3 separate regions of the Homo sapiens genome follow, and all the other regions are linked to region 3. A link is a loop called in an ENCODE intact Hi-C map of the cell type or tissue named here. Cell type or tissue: Caco-2. All regions are shown on one strand. Region 1 has its middle 5.2 kb from the start of AKR1C2. Region 2 has its middle 38 kb from the start of AKR1C8. Region 3 holds the start of LOC124902366 (a long non-coding RNA gene).

The links. Hi-C counts contacts between places; a loop is a spot of excess contacts. Peaks named below come from ENCODE experiments on the same cell type or tissue, not always from the same donor. Only the 100,000 strongest peaks of a DNase experiment are listed, where the experiment ranks them.
Region 1: a loop joins it to region 3, with 6 times the contacts of the local background. A loop is called at or near these places in 4 of 110 quality-filtered maps.
Region 2: it touches region 3 in a loop (10-fold over the local background); 3 of 110 quality-filtered maps call a loop at or near these places.

The regions. Positions count from the first base shown.
Region 1 is chr10:5,005,091-5,013,090 of GRCh38, forward strand. It overlaps a transcript of AKR1C2 not described here. Among named protein-coding and RNA genes, the nearest start is that of AKR1C2, 5.2 kb to the left of the region's middle. In Caco-2, no CTCF peak of the experiment used is centred here; a DNase peak (open chromatin) is centred at 4,301.
Region 2 is chr10:5,143,489-5,151,488 of GRCh38, forward strand. It overlaps a transcript of AKR1C8 not described here. Among named protein-coding and RNA genes, the nearest start is that of AKR1C8, 38 kb to the right of the region's middle. In Caco-2, no CTCF peak of the experiment used is centred here; DNase peaks (open chromatin) are centred at 3,883 and 4,393.
Region 3 is chr10:5,067,786-5,075,785 of GRCh38, forward strand. All of the region lies in intron 3 of LOC107984198 (a long non-coding RNA gene), which reads left to right. It overlaps LOC124902366 (a long non-coding RNA gene), which reads right to left and starts at 5,184. Exons shown (of 2, transcript XR_007062039.1): 1 at 1-5,184. It also overlaps a transcript of AKR1C3 not described here. In Caco-2, no CTCF peak of the experiment used is centred here; DNase peaks (open chromatin) are centred at 1,006 and 4,036; H3K4me3 peaks cover 883 bases.

The DNA.
Region 1 (8,000 bases), 63 kb before region 3:
CAGGGGAAGAGACATGCAATAGTCCATCTAAGCTATTGAGGAGAAACTGGGATGCAAAATTTCATAATAGTAAGCAATTCAAAAGCCATTGGTTATTTGGGGAAATATAAAAGGGCAAACACAGTCCACATAGGTACATGTTCAGAAACAAACTAAGAAGGACTTGAGTTTTACGTAGGGCTGATGCCTTGACTGAGAACCTGCCGCACATATAAGTTAATGACTGTCATGACATAGAACAAATCTATATACAGTAAAAAAGATGTTTATTTTTTCAAATGCCCAGTTAAATAAAATAACAAGGCATACAGGCCAGGCACGGTGGTTCACACCTGTAATCCCAGCACTTTGGGAGGCCAAGGTGAGCAGATCACGAGGTTAGGAGATGGAAACCATCCTGGCCAACATGGTGAAACCCCGTCTCTACTAAAATCCAAAAAAAAATAGATGGACGTGGTGGTGAGCACCTGTAGTCCCAGCTACTCGGTAGGCTAAAGCAGAGGAATCGCTTGAACCCAGGAGGCAGAGGTTGCAGTGAGCCGAGATGGCACCACTGCACTCCATTCTGGTGACAGAGCAAGACTCCAGCTCAAAAAAATAAAATGACAAGGCATACAAAGAAACAAGAAATCACAGTCCATTATGAGGAAGAAATAAATCAGTAGAAATCATTCCTGAAGAATCACAGGCATTAGAATTAGTAGAGAAGCATTTAAACAGCTGTCTTAAATATGCTAAAATTGCTAATGAAAAATATGGATTAAGAACTACAGAAAATCTGAAAAAATAAGAAAATCACAATATAGTATTAATACAGAAATTATAAAAAGAAAAGGAAACAAATTGGAGCTAAAAAATATACCTGAATGAAAAACTCACCAGAGAGTGTTTCAATAGCAAATTTGAGCAGGATGAAGATATAATCAATACACATAGGGATAGCACACTTGAAATTCCTGAGTCTAAGGACATGAAGCAAGAATAAAGAAATGTGAACAGGTCCTAAGGGACTTATGGGACACCTTCAAGCCAACCAGTATGATAGTATTGGATTCCCAGAAGGGGAAGTGCAAACCCATGGTAGTAGAGAAATTATTTGGAGAATAAAATCATCAAAATTTTTCAAATTGGTTAAAGACAAAAATCTACAAATTCAAGTAACTTAAAGAACTGCATATAGCATAAAGTCAAAGAGACTCAGACCTATATGTGTTATCATCCAACTCTAAAAGCCAGACAAAGAGATAATCTTTAAATAACAAGAGATTTTGGGAGCCGAGGCAGGCGGATCACCTGAGGTCAGGAGTTCGAGACCAGCCTGGCTAACATGGTGAAACCCTATTTCTACTAAAAATAGAAAAAATTAGCTGGTCATGGGGGCGCACATCTGTAATTCCAGCTACTCCGGAGGCTAAGCCAGGAAAATAGCTTGAACCTGGGAGGCAGAGGTTGCAGTGAGTTGGGATTGCACCATCGCACTCCAGCTTGGGCTTAAACTCCATCTGAAAAAAACAACAACAAAAATAAAAAGTACGAAGATAAACATGACTCATGGGGTACAAGGGATCCTGGACAAGGTGATCCACAGATTTCTTATGAGAGTCTTTGGAGGATATAGTAGGTGATATATTTAATGTGATCAATAAAAAAAAATTTCACCGAATCCATATTTGGCAAAAAAATTATTTCAGCCTCTTTTTTTTTTTTTCGGAGTTTTGCACTGTCACCAGGCTGGAGTGCAGTGGTACATCTCAGCTCACTGCAATCTCTTTCTCCCGGTTCAAGCAATTCTCCTGCCTCAGCCTCCTGAGTAGCTGGGACTACAGGCGTGCACAACCATGCCCAGCTAATTTTTGTATTTTTAGTAGAGACAGGGTTTCACTATGGTAGCCAGGATGGTCTCTATTTCTTGACCTTGTGATCCGCCCACCTTGGCCTCCCAGTGTGCTCGGATTACAGGCATTAGCCACTGCACCCAGCCAAATTATTTCTTAAAAATTAGAAAGTTAGTAAGACTATGTGATGTAGAAGCTGCAGGAGTTCATTGCCATTAGAACTGCTCTACAAGAAATGCTTAAGAGAGTCATTCACTTTGAAATGAAAGAAGTTTAGACAGCAACGTGAAGTCATATAGAGGTATAAAGACCTCTCGTAAAGGTAGGTGTATGAAAAACGTGGAAACATGTATTTGTGAAATTTGCTTTTACTTTCATTTTCTTCAAGATTTACATTACAATAAGAATAACTTTCTGTTAACATGTACACCATATATAAAGTTGTAATTAGTGACATCAATAATGTGAAGCAGAAACGTACCTGTGGAAAAGAAGTTTCTGTATGGAACTGAAGTTAAATTCACATTGATTTCAGAGTGGATGGTATAACTATAGGATGCAGTATGTCATTCCAATGGTAACTACAGAGAAAATAATTACAGATTATGCACAAGAGAAATTGAAACGGGAATCCAGATTTTAGCAAAGAATCATAGAAACCCCAAAATATTGTTAGTTGAGGATATAAAGGAGAAAAAGCTGCAGACATAAATTTCAGGTCTTTCTTACATACAAAATCCAATCAGTTTACCTCAAGAGTCTCTAAAGCCTTATCAGGTTTAGAATCAACTTAAATGTCTAAAATGCAAAGATTTATCTGAGATCCAAGAAAAATTTCTACCGGCTATGAGCCTGTAAAATCAAAAACAAGTTATTTCCTTCCAAATTACAATGGTTTTATAGGCAGTGGTTGAACAATCTCATTTCAAAAGGGAAATGTCAGCTTAAAGAGAAGAGGAAGAGGCTTCATGCAAGTCATAAAGCCGACAGGGCAGAAATTAAATCTTAAAGCTGCAAAATCAACTTCCTTGACTCTATATTCTTCATTCTGGGCACACTGGTGACAGGGGTAGGCTTCTGGGGGCTTTGGGAAGCACTGTACCTGTGGCTTTGCAGGGTGCAGCCCACATGGCTGCTCTCACAGTTTGGAGTTTAATGCCCATGGCTTTTCCAGGCTGAAGTTGCAAGCGGCTGATAGATTTATAATTCTGGAATTTTGAGGGGTAAGGCCTTTCTCCCACAGCTTTGCTACACAGTGCACCCATGGAGACCCCCTGCAGAGCTCCAACCACATATTAGTGCTCAACATTGCCTAAATAAAAGCTTTATGTTGGGGCTCCAGACCCTGAGCAGGTTTCTTTCTGGGCATCCAGGATTCCTGACACATTGTCTGAAATCTAGGTGGCAAGTGCCAAGCCTCAACCACTCTTGTGCCCCAGAGGACTCAGGCCCAAAGCTCCCCTCCTCTGCTTGTCACTCTCTACTCATCATTTCCTCCAGTGACCAAGTGTGTGTCATGCACCTTGCCAAGGCTCAAGGGGTACCTTGTACATGGGGGCTTCTGCCTGACTAGTGTGGGTCGTGGAGTCGCTAAGAACTAAAACTTTCCACAGCTTGTTTACAATCTGGTGGAAAGAAACTGATCTCAGGAGACCACAGGAATTCTCAGTCCTATAGGTGAGGGAGAGGGAGAGGAATATGAGGAAAGGGAGATGGGAAGAGGGAGGAAAGCAGATGGAAGATGGAAGATCAGGGAGGACAGAAGTGGGATGTCCTTGAGTCATACATAAAGAACACTCATGTGCCTCAAGTAAATAAATGATCCTAATTTCTTCTCACTATTTTTTCTGAACAAGTGTTACAGTTTGCAAAGAACTCCGAATATTTTCTCAACAAATACATATTGATATGATACTTTAAACAAAATGATGTTTGCCAGCACTGTTTGTCCTGAGATTTCCTGTTTGGTTGACTCAATTCTCTGGGGTGAAGAGGTTCTATGTGAACAAAAAGGGGTACACTTGAGCCTCACAGAGGTTTGTGGGTGAAGTCATGTCTGTGAGAGGCTGTGGAAGCTCACAGTTAGCCTGCATTGCTGTGGAAAATGGTGGGATGCCAAAAGCCGTGCAGGAGGAAAAAGGAAGAGCTGGGAGGCTGTGGAGGAGGCTGAGGTACTGCTGATGCCATGGAGAAAATTTTGGGGAAAAGACAGAGATGCCTAAAGCAATATGTAGGAAGTTTTAATTATGACATTAGTTGAAATTTCACAACCCATGAAATTTAAAGTAAATTCCACCTTGCTCAGTTTTTTCAGAGTGAACTCTGTTTGAAGAAACAACTGTGTCACCAATGTTGACTCTGGATGAGTGACAATTGCACCGAGCACTTTTTGAGACGTCTGCCTTGTCTGCACTGTTTGTTATTTTACTATTGCTCAATACTATTGTTCACCCCTCAAGCTCCTGGGGTTGATGCAGTCAGGGTGACTCAGCAGCTTGCACACCTTGCGACCACTCCTAGATAGGTCAACAAGCAGGGGAGGTTGTAAAGAGAAAAGTATTAATATTATAGTTGTTTTGGTTAGCATAAAACCAGGTGAGAAAAAACTATTTCTGAATGGTTTAAACTCCATGTGATATGGACAGGAGACAGGGAAATACTGGGTAGAAGAGGGTGGTTTCCCAGCAAAGGCCCCCACCTTTAAGCCTGGATACTCGTGCCCCTAAATGAGAACAGGCATTTCTGTTTTCACGCCCCCAAAATTTGCCTTTTGGCCCACCACACCTCCATTCTGCCCTTATATAAACCCCCAAAGCCTAAGTTCCTGGGCAGACCAGCAGGTGAGGAGACAAGGAGGCAACCAGATGGACGGCAGAACAATGACACACAGAAAGAGAGAAGAGGAGGGACATTGGACACTGAAAGGAATTTGGCCTAGGAGGATTGGAGAAGAGTCCGGCCACTGGGCAGCCTGACTCCAAGGAAAGATCACCTTCCTACTCATTCCCCCATTCCGGCTCCCCATCCATCTTGCTGAGAGCTGCCTCCACCACTCAATAAAATCTTGCCCTCATCCTTTGAGCCCACATGTGATCTGACTCTTCTGGGATGCCTGGCAAGAGCTTGGGATATAGAAAGCTGTCACACTGGCCCTCTGCCTTTGAGATAAGTCAGAGGGTCCATGGAGCTGCAGACTCAAGCCGTCTGCAGATGGCAAAGCTGAAAGAGCTTTACAACACTGTGGTTGCAGGCACCCACCACTAGACACTACCATGGAGCCAGAGCCCAAAGCGCTCGCCCTGGCCTGTGCACCTGCCCATCTCCATGCTCCCCCTCCCTCAAGCAGTTTGAACCGGTGAGCCACACCCCTGTCGCAAGTCCTGCAAGGGGAATCAGGAAACTGTCTCATTTCACATACAAATCTGTTAGCACCATGTGAAGAAGTCTGAGGAATGGTAAGCTCTCGGGGTCGCCCAGGAGAGTCTGTAACTTCTCTCATCTTTTCCTGACTCTTCTTCCTCTGTGTATTGATGTCATCCTCAGGCTGGGTGGAGGCTGCTGCAGCAATTTGAGAACTCCCAGGGCAACAGGACAAGAGCCACTTGAAGAAGAGGGGCTGCCACATCTTAAGCGCTTCTTTCTAGATGTGAGAGAAACCTTCTCAGAAGCCCTCGGCACACTCCCTCTCATGCGGCGTTGGCTAGGGCTGGGTTGCAGCACTCTTCCCACTGTAGTTCATGCCAAGGGCAAGGGAATAAACATGAGTGACCTTAGCAAAGCTTTTATAGCAAAATTCATGTTGATGATAAGGCAATCCTAACCCCTAAAACCGTAATGAAAAATTGATATTTTCAAAAAGTTAGACGTGCAACCTTGCTTATACCTCAAAATAGCTTTGCAAGCTTTTAAAACAACTGGAAATAAATCAAAGTCTTAATTAAATATAAGACCTGAGACTATCAAGTGCTAGAAGAAAATCTAAGGTAAACTTATTGGGGCAAAAAATTCCTAAGTAGGTCTCAGCAAGGAACTCAGACTAAGATTTCAAAAACACAAATGAGAGAATAGGAAGAGATGCATATGACTTAATTAGACCAATAAGCTTCTGTAAAGCAAAAAAAAAAAAAATCAACAGAGAACAGATGACCTACACAATTGGGAAAAATAATTGCAAATTGTGAATCTAATAGGGCACTGATATCCAAAATTTATAAGGAACTCAACCCAACAACAACAATAACAAGAAAACCCAAATAACCTCTTTAAAATTCATCAAAGAGCAGAGGTTTCCCAACTCCATGCCTAGGCACACCTACAGGCACTTGGTATCTGCCCACTGGATCTTCTGTCTCCCACTGGTGGAGACTCAGAAGGCTGGGAGGCTGGGAAATTATTGGGTAAATACAATGGACATTATTCTGGTGATAGCTACACTAAAAGCCCAGACCTCACCACTGTGCAATGTATCTATGTAGCAAACTGCACTTGTAAACTTTAATTTTATACAAATCCAAAAATAAAATAAATAAAACATAGTAATACCTAGACTTCACTACAGATCTAATGAATAAGAATCTCTGGTGTAGGATTTTAGCTTTTGGCAAGATGGTCTACAAAAACACAAGCAGGGCAATTTGATCTGGCTGCACGCACATTGATCCAGTTTGTTTGCTATAAGCACAGATCAATAGGTACAAGGACAAGAGACCCCAATCAGCAGAAAACCTAAAGGAGAAATTTAGAGAGAATGAGTGTAGTCTGAGGATTTCAATTTACTTTATTATGTAAGCAAATCTGAATATGTAAACCTGTGTGGGGATTGAAAGAATGGAAAGAGGAAACACGAGAGACCCAATGACTGCAACCCTTAATGAACAAGAACTTGATGAACTGATGTGTAGTGAAAATCGAAGCGTAAGAGGCTTCATTAGTATGAAGTGTGTTAAAGTTAAAGGTTCATAGAGCAGTTATAAGTACTTCTTTGTCTGTATAAGTTATAACATGGAAGTAGTTGCCTGAAGTATAATCTAGGTATGAGTAGAAACTTTCAGTTGTTGAGAATGTAAAGAACAGCAATGCTGGAGTTCTCTGCATGTACAGCGAAAAAAGATATTCACAAATCCTGGGAGAAAGGGTAAACTAAGGGAATAAAGGGACTATATCTAGAAGGGGACATATGATAGGGTATAAATGATATCAGAGCTAAGGAACAGGTTTTTATTTCATTATATCTGAGATGAAATCTAGATTTTTCAGGACCTAGTGGCTAGTGATATAGTACTTTCTATTAGCAAGGCTAGAAAATTAAGGCTTACTTGCTTCAAGTTCTCCACAAAGCTAGTACAGTAGGCTCAATACTGCTCCCTCCCCCTGCCCTGCCAATAACTCATGCCTTTATCTTTGGAAGCTGTGACTATGTTACCTTACCTGGCAAAACAAACTTTGCAGATGTGATTATGTTAAGGATCCTAAGATAGAAGCATTTCCTGAATCATCTGGATGGGCAATGTCATCTCAAAATCCTTACAAGTGGCACCCAGGAGGGCCACAATCAAAGAGGATGTGTAAGGAAAGACCCATAGGGAAGAGATCCTAAGATGCCATGCAGTTGGCTTTCAAGATAGAATAAGTGCCATGAGCCAAGGAACACATTCTCTGGAACCTGGAATGGCCCAGAATAGCATTTTCCCCTAGACCCTCAAGAAAAAATACAACCTTGTGGACACCCTGACTTTAGCCTGTTGAACGAGATTTTGGAATTCTGATCTCCAGAACTGTGAGAAAATTAATTATGGTGCTTCAGGCCACAACATTTGTGATAATTTTTTACTGCAGAAATAAGAAATGAATTCAAACGTGATTCAGCAATTCTCATCTCTCTCCTGCATCATCAATTTTTCTCTTTCTACTAGATTCTTCCTAAGAGCACATAGGCATGCTGTTTTTTCTGTCATCTCAAAGAAAATTGTCATTTGACTTCATTGTTTTCTTCAGGGACTTCTCAATTGTCTGGTGTATTTATAACCCATTCTTTGAATACCTTCTACACTTCTGTATCTAATTCTTCTCTTCCTACACTTGAATGAACCTCTATTCAGGCTGTTGCCTCTACCAATTTATCAAAATTGGGACAAGGGAGAAGATTTTGAAAAATAACTAATGAGT
Region 2 (8,000 bases), 76 kb after region 3:
CACTGGCTTTCATGGTTCTACAGCTTTTGAAAGGTGCTTGGTAGCGCTTTTCAGAAAACATAATTGAAATGAGGCAATCCCTCAAATGTATTCCTGTTCATACATAAAATCATAAAAATGATTTTATACATTTATATATGAGATGACACACATATACATGTATATATAATACATGTGTAAACATATGGATCTAACATATACTAGATATATTATTAAATATATTTAGATATATATTATATATAATATCTATATATTTATATCTATATATATTTTAGATTTCTGTTTCTTTGGAGAATTTTAACCATATTGATTTTGGCAGTGGAAGTGGTTCTAGGGGAACAGAATTTATACTGAGTTTTCTGAATTCATTTTGGAGTTTATGGAATGACCACTCTAATCTAACCAAACTTGAGAATACTAAAGACTCTATTTCCAATAATACAGAAAGTGCTAATAGTTGACAATATGAACTGTTCTTAGAGATGCATAAACTATCCACATTACCATATTCCACAATTTGCAAAAGGCCAGGAAATTGGTAACTCTATATATGATACTTTTGAATAGTTATGGAAAATTATTCAGTTTCAGCTTTCTACATATGGCTAGCCAGTTTTCCCGGCACCATTTATTAAATAGGGAATCCTTTCCCCATTGCTTGTTTTTCTCAGGTTTGTCAAAGATCAGATAGTTGTAGATATGCGGTGTTACTTCTGAGGGCTCTGTTCTGTTCCATTGATCTATATCTCTGTTTTGGTACCAGTACCATGCTGTTTTGGTTACTGTAGCCTTGTAGTATAGTTTGAAGTCAGGTAGCGTGATGCCTCCAGCTTTCTTCTTTTGGCTTAGGATTGACTTGGCGATGCGGGCTCTTTTTTGGTTCCATATGAACTTTAAAGTAGTTTTTTCCAAATCTGTGAAGAAAGGCATTGGTAGCTTGATGGGGATGGCATTGAATCTGTAAATTACCTTGGGCAGTATGGCCATTTTCACGATATTGATTCTTCCTACCCATGAGCATGGAATGTTCTTCCATTTCTTTGTATCCTCTTTTATTTCCTTGAGCAGTGGTTTGTAGTTCTCCTTGAAAAGGTCCTTCACATCCCTTGTAAGTTGGATTCCTAGGTATTTTATTCTCTTTGAAGCAATTGTGAATGGGAATTCACTCATGATTTGGCTCTCTGTCTGTTATTGGTGTATAAGAATGCTTGTGATATTTGTACATTGATTTTGTATCCTGAGACTTTGCTGAAGTTGCTTATCAGCTTAAGGAGATTTTGGGCTGAGACAATGGGGTTTTCTAGATATACAATCATGTCGTCTGCAAACAGGGACAATTTGACTTCCTCTTTTCTTAATTGACTACGCTTTATTTCTTTCTCCTGCCTAATTGCCCTGGCCAGAACTTCCAACACTATGTTGAATAGGAGTGGTGAGAGAGGGCATCCCTGTCTTGTGCCAGTTTTCAAAGGGAATGCTTCCAGTTTTTGCCCATTCAGTATGATATTGGCTGTGGGTTTGTCATAGATAGCTCTTATTATTTTGAAATATGTCCCATCAATACCTAATTTATTGAGAGTTTTTAGCATGAAGGGTTGTTGAATTTTGTCAAAGGCCTTTTCTGCATCTATTGAGATAATCATGTGGTTTTTGTCTTTGGCTCTGTTTATATACTGGATTACATTTATTGATTTGCATATATCAATTCAAGATGGATTAAAGACTTAAACGTTAGACCTAAAACCATAAAAACCCTAGAAGAAAACCTAGGCAATACCATTCAGGACATAGGCATGGGCAAGGACTTCATGTCTAAAACACCAAAAGCAATGGCAACAAAAGACAAAATTGACAAATGGGATCTAATTCAACTAAAGAGCTTCTGCACAGCAAAAGAAACTACCATCAGAGTGAACAGGCAACCTACAAAATGGGAGAAAATTTTCGCAACCTACTCATCTGATAAAGGGCTAATATCCAGAATCTACAATGAACTCAAACAAATTTACAAGAAAAAAAACAAACAACCCCATCAAAAAGTGGGCAAAGGACATGAACAGACATTTCTCAAAAGAAGACATTTATGCAGCCAAAAAACACATGAAAAAATGCTCATCATCACTGGCCATCAGAGAAATGCAAATCAAAACCACAGTGAGACACCATCTCACACCAGTTAGAATGGCAATCATTAAAAAGTCAGGAAACAACAGGTGCTGGAGAGGATGTGGAGAAATAGGAACACTTTTACACTATTGGTGGGACTGTCAACTAGTTCAACCATTGTGGAAGTCAGTGTGGCGATTCCTCAGGGATCTAGAACTAGAAATACCATTTGACCCAGCCATCCCATTACTGGGTATATACCCAAAGGATTATAAATCATGCTGCTATAAAGACACATGTGCACATATGTTTATTGCGGCACTATTCACAATAGCAAAGACTTGGAACCAACCCAAATGTCCAACAATGATAGACTGGATTAAGAAAATGTGGCACATATACACCATGGAATACTATGCAGCCATAAAAAATGATAAGTTCATGTCCTTTGTAGGGACATGGATGAAATTGGAAATCATCATTCTCAGTAAACTATTGCAAGAACAAAAAACCAAACACCGCATATTCTCACTCATAGGTGGGAATTGAACAATGAGGTCACATGGACACAGGAAGGGGAACATCACACTCTGGGGGACTGTTGTGGGGTGGGGGGAGGGGGGAGGGATAGCATTGGGAGATATACCGAATGCTAGATGACGAGTTAGTGGGTGCAGCACCAGCATGGCACATGTATACGTATGTAACTAACCTGCACAATGTGCACATGTACCCTAAAACTTAAAGTATAATAATAAAAGAAGAAAAAAAATTATTCAATAAAATAATGTTGCTTGGTTGTAACTAATGTTGATTGGTAAAGTTAAAAAAATTAGCTCAGGTATTTGAAATAACAGATCAAGCAATGTATCCATGACCTAAGAGCTTCTAGATATCCCGAGAGAGAAGCTTATGTCTCGTAATATAGAAAGTGCTAATAGTTTACAATATGAACTGTTTTTGCAGATGCATAAACTATCCACATTACCATACTCCACAATTTGTGAAAGGCCAGGAAATTAGTGACTCTATATATGATACTTTTGAATAGTTATGGAAAACTATTCAAAATAACCCACTCTATGGGTTGTCTGTTTACTCTGCTGACTGTTCCTTTTGCCATGCAAAAGCTCTTTAGTTTAATTAGGTCCCAGCTACTTATCTTTGCTTTTATTGCATTTGCTTTTGGGTTCTTGGTCATGAAATCATTGCCTAAGCCAATGTCTAGAAGGGTTATCTTCTCAAATGGAAAGCTTTGTCACTAATGGTATGTCTGTGATTATCGGGTATTAAGATCACTCACTCAGGATGTACTGGTTCTAGGTGTGTAGAGAAATTAGATACTGTCTTAGTACATTTGTGTTGCTATAAAGGCATACCCGAAGGTGAGTAATTTATAAAGAAGTCTCTTTGGCTCATGGTTCTGCATACTGTACAAGAAGCATGGCACTGGTATCTGGTAGGCCTCTGGTGAGGGCCCCAGGCTGCTTCCATTCATGGCAAAAGGAGACGTGGAGTTAGCATGCGCTGACGTCAGATGGTGAGATAGGAAAGCAATAGAAGGCGAGTAAGGTGCCAGGCTCTTTTTAACAAGCAGCCATCAAGAAAAGAAATAATGCAAGAATTCACTCACTACTGCAGGCAGAGCACCAAGCCACTCATGATGGATCTGTCCCAATGACCATAACAATCCCACTAGGCCCCACTTCCTACATTGAGAACTCAGCATATGGTTTAGAGGGTCAAATATCGCAATTACAGCATTCTTCCCCTGGCCCAGCACCAACTTAAAATTCCAAAGTACAAAAGTTCATCTCAGACTCAAGGCAAGTTCCTGCTGGTTATGAGCCTGTGAAGTCAAAAACAAGTTATTTGCTTTTGAAGTACAACATCGTTATCAGTTGTGAGTAAACATTCCTTTTCCAGAAGGTAAAAAATTAACCAAAAAAAAAAATGGTGTGGGTAAAGTCAGGAGAAACAGGACCTGTGGAAGCCAGAATCCCAGCAAGGCAGACGTTCAACCTTATAGTTCCAAGATAATTTCTGGTGACTTTGTGTCCTGCATCCTGGGCACATTGATGCAAAGGGCCAGCTCTCAAGCATTTGGGCAGCCCTGTCTCCATGGCTTTGCTGGGCACAGCCCACATGGCTACTCTTACAGGTTGGAGTTCTATGCCTGTGAGACTTTTCCAGGCAGAAGTTTCAAGCTGCCAAAGGGTCTGTGATTCTGGGATCTGGACGGCTGTGGTCCTGCTCCCACATCTCCACTAGGTAGAAACACCATGGTGACTTCTGATCCCACATTTCTGCTTATCATTGCTCAAGTAGAGACTCTGGGTGGGGCCTCCACCCATGCATTAGGCTTCTGCCTGGCTCAGCGAAGCTGCCAAATCTCAACTACTCTTGTGCCACAGAGATATCAGGTTTGAAACTCCCCTCCTTTTTTTGTATTTTTCTACTCAGCATTTCCTCCAGTAGCCAGGTGTGAGGCCTCTGGCTTCACAAGACTCAAGGGACTAGGTGGCTGCTACGTGGGGGCTTCTGCCTGAAGATTGTATACAATCTGGCTGAATGAGAAACTGATCTCAGGAGGCCAGGAGAATGCTCAGTAGTATAGGAGATAGAGAGGAGGAGGAACATAGGAGATAGAGAGGAGGAGGGGAGAAGCAGGGAAGGAGGAAAGTAAAAATAAGAAGTGGGGAGGAGAGATGCAGGGCATCCTTGAGTCAGCAATAACACTCATGTGCCTCAAATAAATAATTGATCTTATTGTAAACCAAAAAGTAACCCAGGCAGATATCAATCTATTAGAGGTTTGTTTTGGCAAGGTTGAGGACACACCCAAGAAAGAAAAATGCAAGTCACAGTAAGATCTTTGACCTGAACTTTTTTCAAAGAGGATTTTGGGAACTGCAATATCTAAAGGGTAAAGAACAAATATTTGAGGATAAAAAAATGCAGGTCAGGTACAGAATGAGGCAAGTGATTACATTCTTGTGAGCCTCTTATTAGTGCTCACTGAATCTACTATCTTACACGTGAAAACAAAGCAGTAGGGAAAAAATTGTGCATTTGTCTTGCGCTCAATAAATCTACATTTTATATAGGATATAGTAAGCATGCAAAATTACAGATATCTGTTTGGAAATAAAAGGAAGGCAGCTTTTGGATGACTCCATTACCAAGCTTAACTTTCCTTCTGACATAGTGAGTATGGGGTCCAGAGAATATATTTTTCTTTCTTTCCTTTCTTAGTAAGGCTCATTCCTATGTCATACCAGGAAGTCTAATTTCTAGGAGGCTGTGAAGTCTTGCGTCCTGTGGAAGAAAGCAGGGACAGAAAGAAAGAAAAAATAGAAAAAAAGATGCCAAGGTCAGATTACAACAAGAAAAGGAAAGGAATCCTGGAAGACAGATTCTGTCTTTACTACTAAAAACTCTACAGTCAGTAAGCACAAATATATATATAGCTGTTATATATATTTAAATGTTTGGTGATTCCAAGTAAGGAAAGTAGTAGAAAAAAATGAAAACATAATTTTGTTGACTTGTAGCCAGAAAATAATTTAGGATTCAGACCAGATAAATTGTAGTAAGTAATAAAAACTGAGAAGCAATGGACAAGTGTAGACTCTAATAACAGGTGTACTATAGTTTCTTTTGAAACATACTTTTTCTCTCCAGTCCCTAGATTTTATCAAAGACAAATAATGATAGAAACAATTTATTTGCAAAATATGTCATAGTCTTATTATTCTTGGCCTGATTATTTGCATACATTGCAACAAGAATAATTATTGTTCAATAGGCTCTTTATAAATTGGCTTTGCTGAAGCTATTTAAAAGACTCTCAGATTAGACTTTTAAAGACCTTTCTATCTCAGCCAAAAATGTATCTGTGCCTTCAGATGAATTGCATAAATTGGTTTATTTTCTCTTTTTTGTGGTCTCAAAATAACTTGAAGTTACTGGACCTGTCATAAAATGGCATTCTTTATTTTTCACAGGTAAGAAACCCTGTAGATGGAATAGGCAAGGTAAAAGGACAGTCTTTCCAAGGCACTTTTATTGGCTTTATAAAGTTAACCTCCATTTCTCAAAGTAATCTGTTCATTTCTGCAAATATGTCATTCCAGTTAAAGCTTTGATAAATTATTAGTGTCTTATTCCAAAAACAAACACATTCTTATTAAACTTATGTGAATAACTATGTTGCCATAAATTAAGAATACTCACAAATACGTTTCAAATTCTGGAAGAATTAGGCGAAGAGAAAAAATATTTTTCAAATTTTGTTTCAAATTTTTCTCAAAAAAGAATATTTTACTCAGTCACTGAAAGCTATAAAAACAGCTCAAAAGAATAAAGTCTTCTGGACTTTGAAAAACAAAACAGAAAGAATCAGCAGTAATTTAAACAAAATGTCATAAAATTGTTTTAGTCTTCTATTAGTTTGGTCCCATGCAATGAACTCATGTTGTTTGATATTGGAGCTAATAATTTTATGAACATATTAGCTCTTCACTGAGGGGATTCCAGGATGTTTTCTTTAGTCCAATGGCACAATTTCCATGGTTACTACAAAAATGCATTTAAATGTACCCGTTGGACTCCTTTCTGCAAGTGTATTTAAAGAAGCAAGTCTTGGACAAGAGGTGATTATAAGTTGCTTTTTGAGAAGGATCAAATTAAGACAACAATTGTCTTTGGATGACAAAATTCTTAGGATAGCCATGATCAAAGACACAATTGACAAAGGAATATTTTATGCCATACACCAATTTAACATAAAAATTATAATAATTAAGAATATATACTAAGATATATCAGAATTATAGAAATCTCATATAATTGAAGAACACATATTAATAACACCCTATATAAATCACACTCAAAGAAAGTTAAACACTATTTCATATTTGACAATGCTTCCTGTATAATTTTAACATCTCAAATATGTAAGTTTTGGACTTTAGGAGCCCTAATATTTGTGAAAGTTAATGAGGTAAAAAAGACTAAATGTGTAACTTGAACTTTTGATTTTTGGAACGTTTGTCAAATAGCAAAGCCTTAAGACATTTTATACCACAAAATAAAGTCACAGATCACTGTAAAATAAGTCATTCATTTAGCCACATAATAATGCAAAGATTAAAAAAAAAACCTCTACTTCTCATAGAAAGGAGACTCAGTTTCCCAAGAAATAAGACCTAATCAAGACAACATTGTAACTGCCCGGTGGGTTCTCCTTGCCACTGCCTAGAATGAGCTGATCTATCAAGACAGGGGAATTGCAATAGAGAAAGAGATTAATTCACACTGTTCCAGGTATATAGAAGAACAGAGTTTTATTACTACTCAAATCAGTCTCCCTGAAGACTCAGGGGTTGGAATTTTTAAGAATAACTTGGTGGGTAGGGGACCAGTGAGTCAGGAGTGTTGATTGGTTGGGTTGGAGATTAAATCATAGGGAGTTGAAGCTGTCCTCTTGCACTGAGTCAGTTCATGGGTGGGGGGCACAAGACCGAATGAGCCAGTTTATTAATCTGGGTGGCACCAGCTGATCTATCAGGTTCAGGGTCTGCAAAATATCTCAAGCACTGATCTTAGGCTTTACAAAAGTGATGTTATCCAGGAGCAATTTATGGAAGTTCAGAATCTTATAGCCTCCAGCCGCATGACTCGTAAACCATAATTTCTAATCTTGTGGCTAATATATTAGTCCTACTAAAGCAGTCTAGTCCCCAGGCAGGAAAGGGTTTGTTTTGGGAAAGGGCTGTTATCATCTTTGTTTCAAACTACAAACTAAGTTCCCCCAAAAGTTAGTTCAGCCTATGCCCATGAGTGAACAAGAAGAGCTTGGAGGTTAGAAGCAGGATGGAGTCAGTTTGTTT
Region 3 (8,000 bases):
TTGGATTATTTTATCTTTTCCATGGTGAGTCATGGAGTGCAGAACTTTTAATAATAAATGCTTTAAGGACTCAGGAAGGACAATGTGGCCATCCTGGTTCTCCATGAGTCTAAACTTGATTAACATTAGACTTATATCCTCTTGAATACCAGTTGATTCTCCAAATTAGGTGCATTGTACTGATAGCTGATGAGTTACCATGGGTGATTTGACTCAGACCATGGAGTTTATTCAAATTGTATATTTAAATAATTTTAGTATTAGCTTGTTTAACATGAAAATCTGACAAAGTATTTTCTTGGTATTTGATTAATTTTTTTGTTCTACTTGGATTAGTAGCTTTATACAAGAAAATTTGGTTATTTCTATGGTTTATAGTAACATAATAATCATAATTATAGTTGATGGCATATAATTAGACATTTGAATTTTAGAAATTCCATATAATCTTAGAACATACATTAGCATTATTCACAAAATATAACCTAAAGAAGATTGAACATCATTTTGGTGATCCCATGTACCTAAACATGTTAAATAATCTTGTTTACCTCTTTTCTGGATGTTTTCAGGGGCCATCTGATCCATCCAAAAAGCCAGGCATTAGAAAAGACAATTTTGAAACTGAAGTTTGATTTTGGAATTCCAGATTGCCCTAAATTACTTATTTTGCCAAAATGATGACTCAGAAATTTTAAGCAAAAACCCTTTATAACCTTTTACCAAAAAAAAAAAAAAAACACATTTTACTATTCTTACACATCTTGCATATAAAACTGTTTCTAGTAATCTTAATTACATGTTAATGGTGACTCCTAGCAATCTTAATTGTAATGTAAAACCTGCTAAGTTGTGTTCTGATAAGATTAGAATGTTTCCAGCATAGTTAGGGGCATGGCCAACTCCCCATGGAGAGGGGGTGGCAGGGACTCAGGGGGATCTTCAGGCAGGCAGAGGGGAGAAGAGGCAAGAGCACAGGGAATGCTGGGAGCCTCCCAAGAAGGCCTCTTTCATCTCAGAAGCCCCCAGGGCCATCCCGAGTGGGCTGTCCTCAGGCCTTACCTAGCTGGAAAGCAGGCAAGTTAAACAAATTTCAAACACCAAAGAAGCAGTTTATGACCTTAAAGCATTTAGCAAACCTAATATTTGAACATAACTTAGACCACATGTTTACATTTTCAAGACAACTGTATTTTACCAATAATCTTTAAAACTGTTTATTTCCTAAAGATTACTCAAGTCACATGAACTAAATAAAAAGCATTACATTTTTCACTTTTCTGACAAAATATTTGATTTAAGCTCTTATATTATTATTAAACCAATTTAAAACTTTACAGAAGGGACAAATGGTGACTTTTACCTTTCATTTAACCAGTTTGCACAGAGCGAAAGAGACCAGAGACTAACTGGTAAGAAATATTCTTTTGCAAGCATGTCTGGTTTCTGGGTTCTTTCTCCCTGAGTGGCCCTAGGGACCCTGCTCAACTGTATGCAGACAAACATATTGCCATGAATTAAGAATATTCACAAATAGTTTACAAATTTTGAAGAAATTAGGCAGAGAGAGAAATAGAACTCAAATTCTATTTATGAAAGTATATTCAACATGCTTAAACTGTCTAGAAGCCTAAAATCCAAAAAGTTAGTTAGAATTTGATAACTTCTGAATTATACAAAGTTATTCTTTTTCTCACTACTAACATAATCTTTTCCAGCACATTTTGCCTACTGAATTATGTGTTAACTAGAATTCTTATCCTTATAACCTAAAACTTAAGCGAAACCCTAAAAAGCAAGAATTCCTGGCCAGGCATGGTGGCTTATGCCTGTAATTCCAGCACTTTGAGAGGCCAAGACAGGTGGATCACTTGAGGTCAGGTGTTCAAGATGAGCCTGGCCAACATGGTGAAACCCCCGTCTACTAAAAATACAAAAATTAGCCCAGCATGGTGGCAGGCACCTGTAGTTCCAACTGCTTGGGAGGCTGAGGCATGAGTATTGCTTAAACCCAGGAGGCAGAGGTTGTGGTGAGCTGAGATCACACCATTGCACTCCAGCCTGGGCAATAAGAGTGAAACTCTGTCTCAAAAAAAAAAAGGAAAAGAGCCCTTCCGCCTTCTGCGCAGGGCAAATAGTCCCATTCATTCCTAGGCCTTCAGGCAATACCTGGGAGTGACTCCAGCCAATTGCCTTCAATTTTCAAGGAGCTGCTAGAAAGCAGTTGTTGAGAGGCTGAAAATGAAAGAAAGGAAAAAAAGAGAAGACCCAGGTCCCTTAAGCAAACTGGTTGGTGACGGTTAGGTGCCTTCACATGGACACCCTTAGTTTTCACTGGCCATAGCCAGAATTCTGCAGTTTTCTCTGTGTTTAGGCACTGCCCACCAAGGAGAGATTCCCCTGTATGAAACAGAAAGGAAAGGAGAGAAATAAATCCTAATCTTTGGGCCTAGCTTCTGCTGGAATTTCTCCTGGCTGGCTCAGCAAAATATGTTACCAGTGGAGGGTGTCCAGGTTCTCAGCATCTTGAACAAAGAATTCAACAAAATGCACAAAAAAGCAAAGAAATAATGAAGCAACAAAAGTAGATATTTATGGAAAATAAAAGTACACTCCACATTGTGGAAGTGGGCCTGAGCGTAGTGGCTCAAGGGCCTCGTTACAGAATTTGTGGGGGTTTAAATACTCTCTAGGGATTTTCACTGGTTGCCTGGTGTACACACTATGTAAATGAAAAGGGTGAAGTGAGGTTACAAAGTCATTTACCTGGAATATACCTTATGGAGAGGACATTTCCTGTCATAGCTGAAGTGTGAATTGGCCTTGTGTTCCCTGTCTCCAGACCCTATTTTTCTGTCTCAATTGGATCTTGAGTGTGGAACCATAATAAATGGGATTAGTGTCCTTGTTAAAGAGATTCAAGAGAGAGTGCTTGTCCCTTTTGTGACATGAGGATAGAAAGAGGACAGCTATCTATGAGTCAGGAAGCAGGGCCTCACTAGACACTAAATTTGTCTGCACTTGATCTTGAGCTTCTAGCCTCCAGATCTGTGAGCAATCCATGCCTGATATTTATAACTAACCAGTCTGCAGTCTTTTGTTATAGCAGCTGTCATGAACTAAGACAGCCTGTTAGAAGGAGGCTTAGACTTAACCAGTGTTTTGGGGGTATTTTAGGAGCCCTGATAGGTGATCTTCATGTCTGCTTTGCTTCTATGGGGTGGTATTGATGGGCTGAAGTGGATTGTCCCAGCTACTCTGGAAACATTTCTTTTTGTTGCCTCACAATGGATTTCCACTTATTTACAGAGAATTATATGGCTGTATCTTACTGTGCTTTATGTTGCTATAACAAAATAACTGTAACTGGCTGGTTCTTACACAATAGAGGTATATTTGGCTAATGGCTCCAGAGGCTGGAAATTCCAAGGCCATAGTGATCTCATTGGATGAGAGCCTTCCTGCTGTGGTGCTCCATGGTGCAAAGCAGGAGAGTAAGAGATCAGGAGCAAGAGAATAAATAAGCAAGGGAGATCAGTGGCAGAGACTCTCCCTGCTCTCATGGGCTCTGTCTATTCCCTCTCTACATAATGAGAGTAAAATCCAAAGAGCATGAGGACCAAATCAAATATGACAAAGACTCCTTAGAGGCGTGTCAGTACTGGTAACACCTGTTTTTCACAACTCACGGTGACTAAGGCACAGACCACCCCACACAGTGGCACGGATTCTCTTCTTGAACAGACTTTCCCCAGGCTCCTCTGAGTCTCTTTTGAAATAGGCCTCGCCTTGGTCTGTAAGGATCTGAACACACCCAAACATAATTTCTAACAGTTCAAGGCTACATCAATAGATAACCAAGCCCTGTTAAAGAGCCAGCCTGAGAAAACTCACGGCTTCCAAAAGAATTCAGTATTTGTTCCAGCAATGTCTGAAGAAATGCCTGTCTCCCAGTCTCACAGAGGGCAGGAGTCCAACTTCCCTTAGTTCCAGTTAGCAAACCCAGAGGGACTAATCACATGGCCCAAGCAGCCCCTTCCTACTTTTTGTAATTTTCCGCTTGGCTGATTCCACTCAGTCTCTGCTCAGCCTTTCCCTTCTCCCTCATTTTCCCTTTAAAATGCTGAGTCATCTTGCATAGATCATAGTTCAGTTCAGTTCACGCTGGACCTCTTCTCTACTGCGATGTTATGTTACTGATAAAACCTGTCCTCACCATGTTAATCAGTACCCAGCTTTCTTTGTCTTTGACTTTAGCAATAGCAGAATTTGTTTTTTTTCTGGCTCTTATGATTTAATAGCTACAGACAGGTGGGAATGAAGACCAGCCTATGTGACACTTATCTCTGGGTTCTAGTACTATTGAGCAGCAATTTAAGTATTAGGGATTTACAAATGTGTTTAATTTATGGCCAAACCCTGGCATAAGTCAAAATAAATGCTTATATTTGATCACTAAAATACGAGGTAATGATCCACCTCAGGGAGGAGAGTATGTGACTGCAATTAGAATCTTTAAAGCCTTCTGTTTAGAAAGCATGCTTGCTTGAACTTCAAGTTTCTAGGCAAATGTAAGGGTCATTTGTAAAAGCTGAGTTTTTCCTGTTGCCAATAAGGATAGAGACCTTTTCTTCTATGCTCATGTCTTAGACTATTTTCTTAAGAAAAAAATTGTATTTGTAAACTCTTCCTTAGTCCCTTTATTATGCATGTCAGTTTTTTGAAAAGCTGACTAAGCCTCTAGCCAGAATTGCAACCTGCCAGTGTTGTGTTAAGGGTAAGAGAGACAACTCTTTGGAAATGAAAATATCAAGAAAGATAACTTCCTATCTCCATGGGCCCCTTACTCCAAGCTACAACTGCCTGCTTGTCATAAAGAAATGTTATTTTTCCTTGGGATAAAGGTGACTGTCTAGCACAGAAGGATACCCCAATTACCAGGTGAATTTAGGATGGAGAATGTTATAAAAAGAATGTTTGAAAGAATGTTATAAAAAATGGTGGTGTTAGGCCTTATTACATGAAGACCAGTTATCATTTATCTCAAGAAGATGCATGTAAGGATTATATTTCTTGGCTATATAAAGGGGTGAGATTTCTTTCTGTCTTTGTAATCTCTTTAGCATGTTACCTGTGATGCACATTGCAGCCTGGTTTAATGCTTTTTAAATTTTATTTGTTTATTTATTTATTTTCGAGACAGAGTCTTGCTCTTTCTCCCAGGTTAGAGTGTAGTGGCACAATCTTGGCTCACTGCAACCTCCGCCTCCTGAGTTCAAGTGATTCACATGCCTTAGCCTCTCAAGATGCTGGGATTACAGGCAGGCACCACCCCACCCAGCTAATTTTTGTATTCTTAGTAGAGATGTGATTTCACCATGTTGGCCAGGCTGGTCTCGAACCCTTGTCCTCATGATCCGCCTGCCTCAGCCTCCCAAATTGCTGGGATTACAGGTGTGAGCCACTGCACCCAGCCCTAATGCTTTTTTAATAAGAAAATTATTTTCTTTATTTTCTACTTTATAGAGAGTTTTGTAGAATGGCAGGAGATTTCATTTTTAACATTATTCTCCAATATAAAGGAGAACAGACTTGACAGTTGTCCCAAATTAGGTAAAAGATTGAGATTGGAGATCCCCATAGGCCCATAATTTCTACCTTTGGTAACATAATGGAAGACATAGAACAACCCTCCCCTACACAGACTCCTCAGTGGGACAGCCCAATTACATCCACTGTCCTGAGCACATGGACCCCCTTTCTCTCTCAGTCTTACCCACATGACTCAGCGAGCAGCTCCAGCCCAGATCACAGAACCATATGAAGAATTGAAAACCCCACCTTCTCAAGAGGGCCAAGGGCAGAGCATTGACATATTTGATTAGTACCAAGGAGACATGAGAAAAATGAAAAGACTGCCATGACTGTATTTTGGTATTCCAGAGTTTCTGCCTTGCTGCTATCAAGAACATCACCCTCACCTTGGGTGCTTCTTGTTAGTAATTCTTCCTCCTTGACCTCACCCTGTTCTGTGGTTGTAAATCCCCACTTGTCTTGGTTGAAGGCAGAGTTGAGCTTGAAGGAAACCAAAATATTTCACTCTTGGGAAAGGAAGATAAATCTTAGGGCCCCAAAATCACTAAGCTAAAGAAAAAAGTCAAGCTGGGAACTGCTCAGCACAAACTTGCCCCCCATTCTATTCAAAGTCACCCGTCTGCTCACCGAGATAATTACATATTTGATTGCCTCCTTTGCAGAGGCTAACCAGAAACTCAAAAGAATGTAACCATTTGTCTCTTATCTATCTATGACCTGGAAGCCCCCTCCCCACTTCAAGTTGTCCCACCTTTCCGGACTGAACCAATGTTCATCATACATGTGTTGATTGATGTCTCATGTCTCCCTAAAATGTATGATACCAAGCTGTGCCCCGACCACGTTGGACACATATCCTCAGGACCTCCTGAGGGTGTGTCATGGTCATTTGTCCTCAATATTGGCAAAATAAACTCTCTATATTAACTGAGACCTCTCTCAGATTTTGGGGGTCCATACTCTAAAAGAAAGTATTTTGACAAATTTCAAGATGGCTATTCAGAAGGGCAGGAAATACAAGAACAGCTGAAAACTGTCTGTTATGAGAGAGGCTTGCACCTGTAGAGAAACTCTGCTTGGATGCAGCCAGGCTTTCTCTGAGGCTTTCCCTTTGACTTAGGAAAGATTAACTGACGGTCTGACATCTTTAAAGGTCTGAAGAAAACATTTTCCATCTCTTCTCTTAAGTGCTGCTATCTGTGAGGTTTCATTGACATAGTGTGCAAGAAGATTAAATTTTGGTACCCGAAACTCTTTTAGCCAAAGAGAAAATTCTAGCCAGGAACTGGGACACAAAAACCTGCCTCCCTCTTTTGGTTCCTAAATAAGATGGCTACAAGATGAAAGGCTACCCACCTCCCCCATATTTTGTCCACAAGGAAATTCCTGGTGAGCTGTTGAAACTTCACCATGGTGATACAAATCCATAGCTTATCTTTACAGTTGCGGTCACCCCACAGACACAAATGCATTTCCGATTGTTCACCTACCCCATTTTGTCTGTGTTATCTTATGTAAAATGCAGAGTCCCCATATTTTTCCTCTGCCCCCTGTTGTTGATGTGAGAACTGTGTGCTTCTCAATATCCCGCCCTTTCCCCTTTAAATTTGGAGCCCTCAAAATCAGAGAAAGGCATAGACCTGTCTCCTGGGTGCATCCTCAACTTTGGCAAATAAATCTCCTAAAATTACTGAGACCTGTCTCATCATTCTTTGGTTGACAATAACAAGACCTCTGCTAGCCAGGCCTCCTCTTTTCTCCCTCCCATAACCCATGTTGCCACTACAATCTGTTTTGCCAAGATTTAAGTCCCTCTCTCATTTTTTTTTTATAAACTTAGATGGTTTACACGTTGCTCTGTGGTTCTCCCCTACACATGGTCATAAGTTTGTGTGCCTTTTCTCTTTCTAATCTGCCTTTTGTTAGGTGAATTTTTAGTGAACTTAAGAAGGTAGAGAAAATTTTTTCCCTTGGCCCCCACCAGCATGATCGCTCTCCCACAGAAAGACCCAAATTAAGTGGCCCTACATCTAACGCCATGGCCCCCCTTGAGTGAAGTATTTCTCACTGTGTTTTAGGAAATGTCATAAATAAGTTTTTTTTAACACCCTGTCGGACCATAAAGGATTGATCTACTGGTAGACACTTATTCTCAATCAGAGCTTTTCCCAAGGGAATTTGTCATGTGGAAAAAAGCCATTTGTCAAGGAATGGCCAGGCATTGTGGCTCATGCCTGTAATCCCAGCACTTTGGGAGGCTGAGGTGGGCGAATCACCTGAGGTTGGGAGTTTGAGACCAGCCTGACCAACGTGAAGAAACCCTGTCTCTACTAAAAATACAAAATTAGCCGGGCATGGTGGTGCATGCCTCCTATCCCACCTACTCGGGAGGCTGAGGCAGGAGA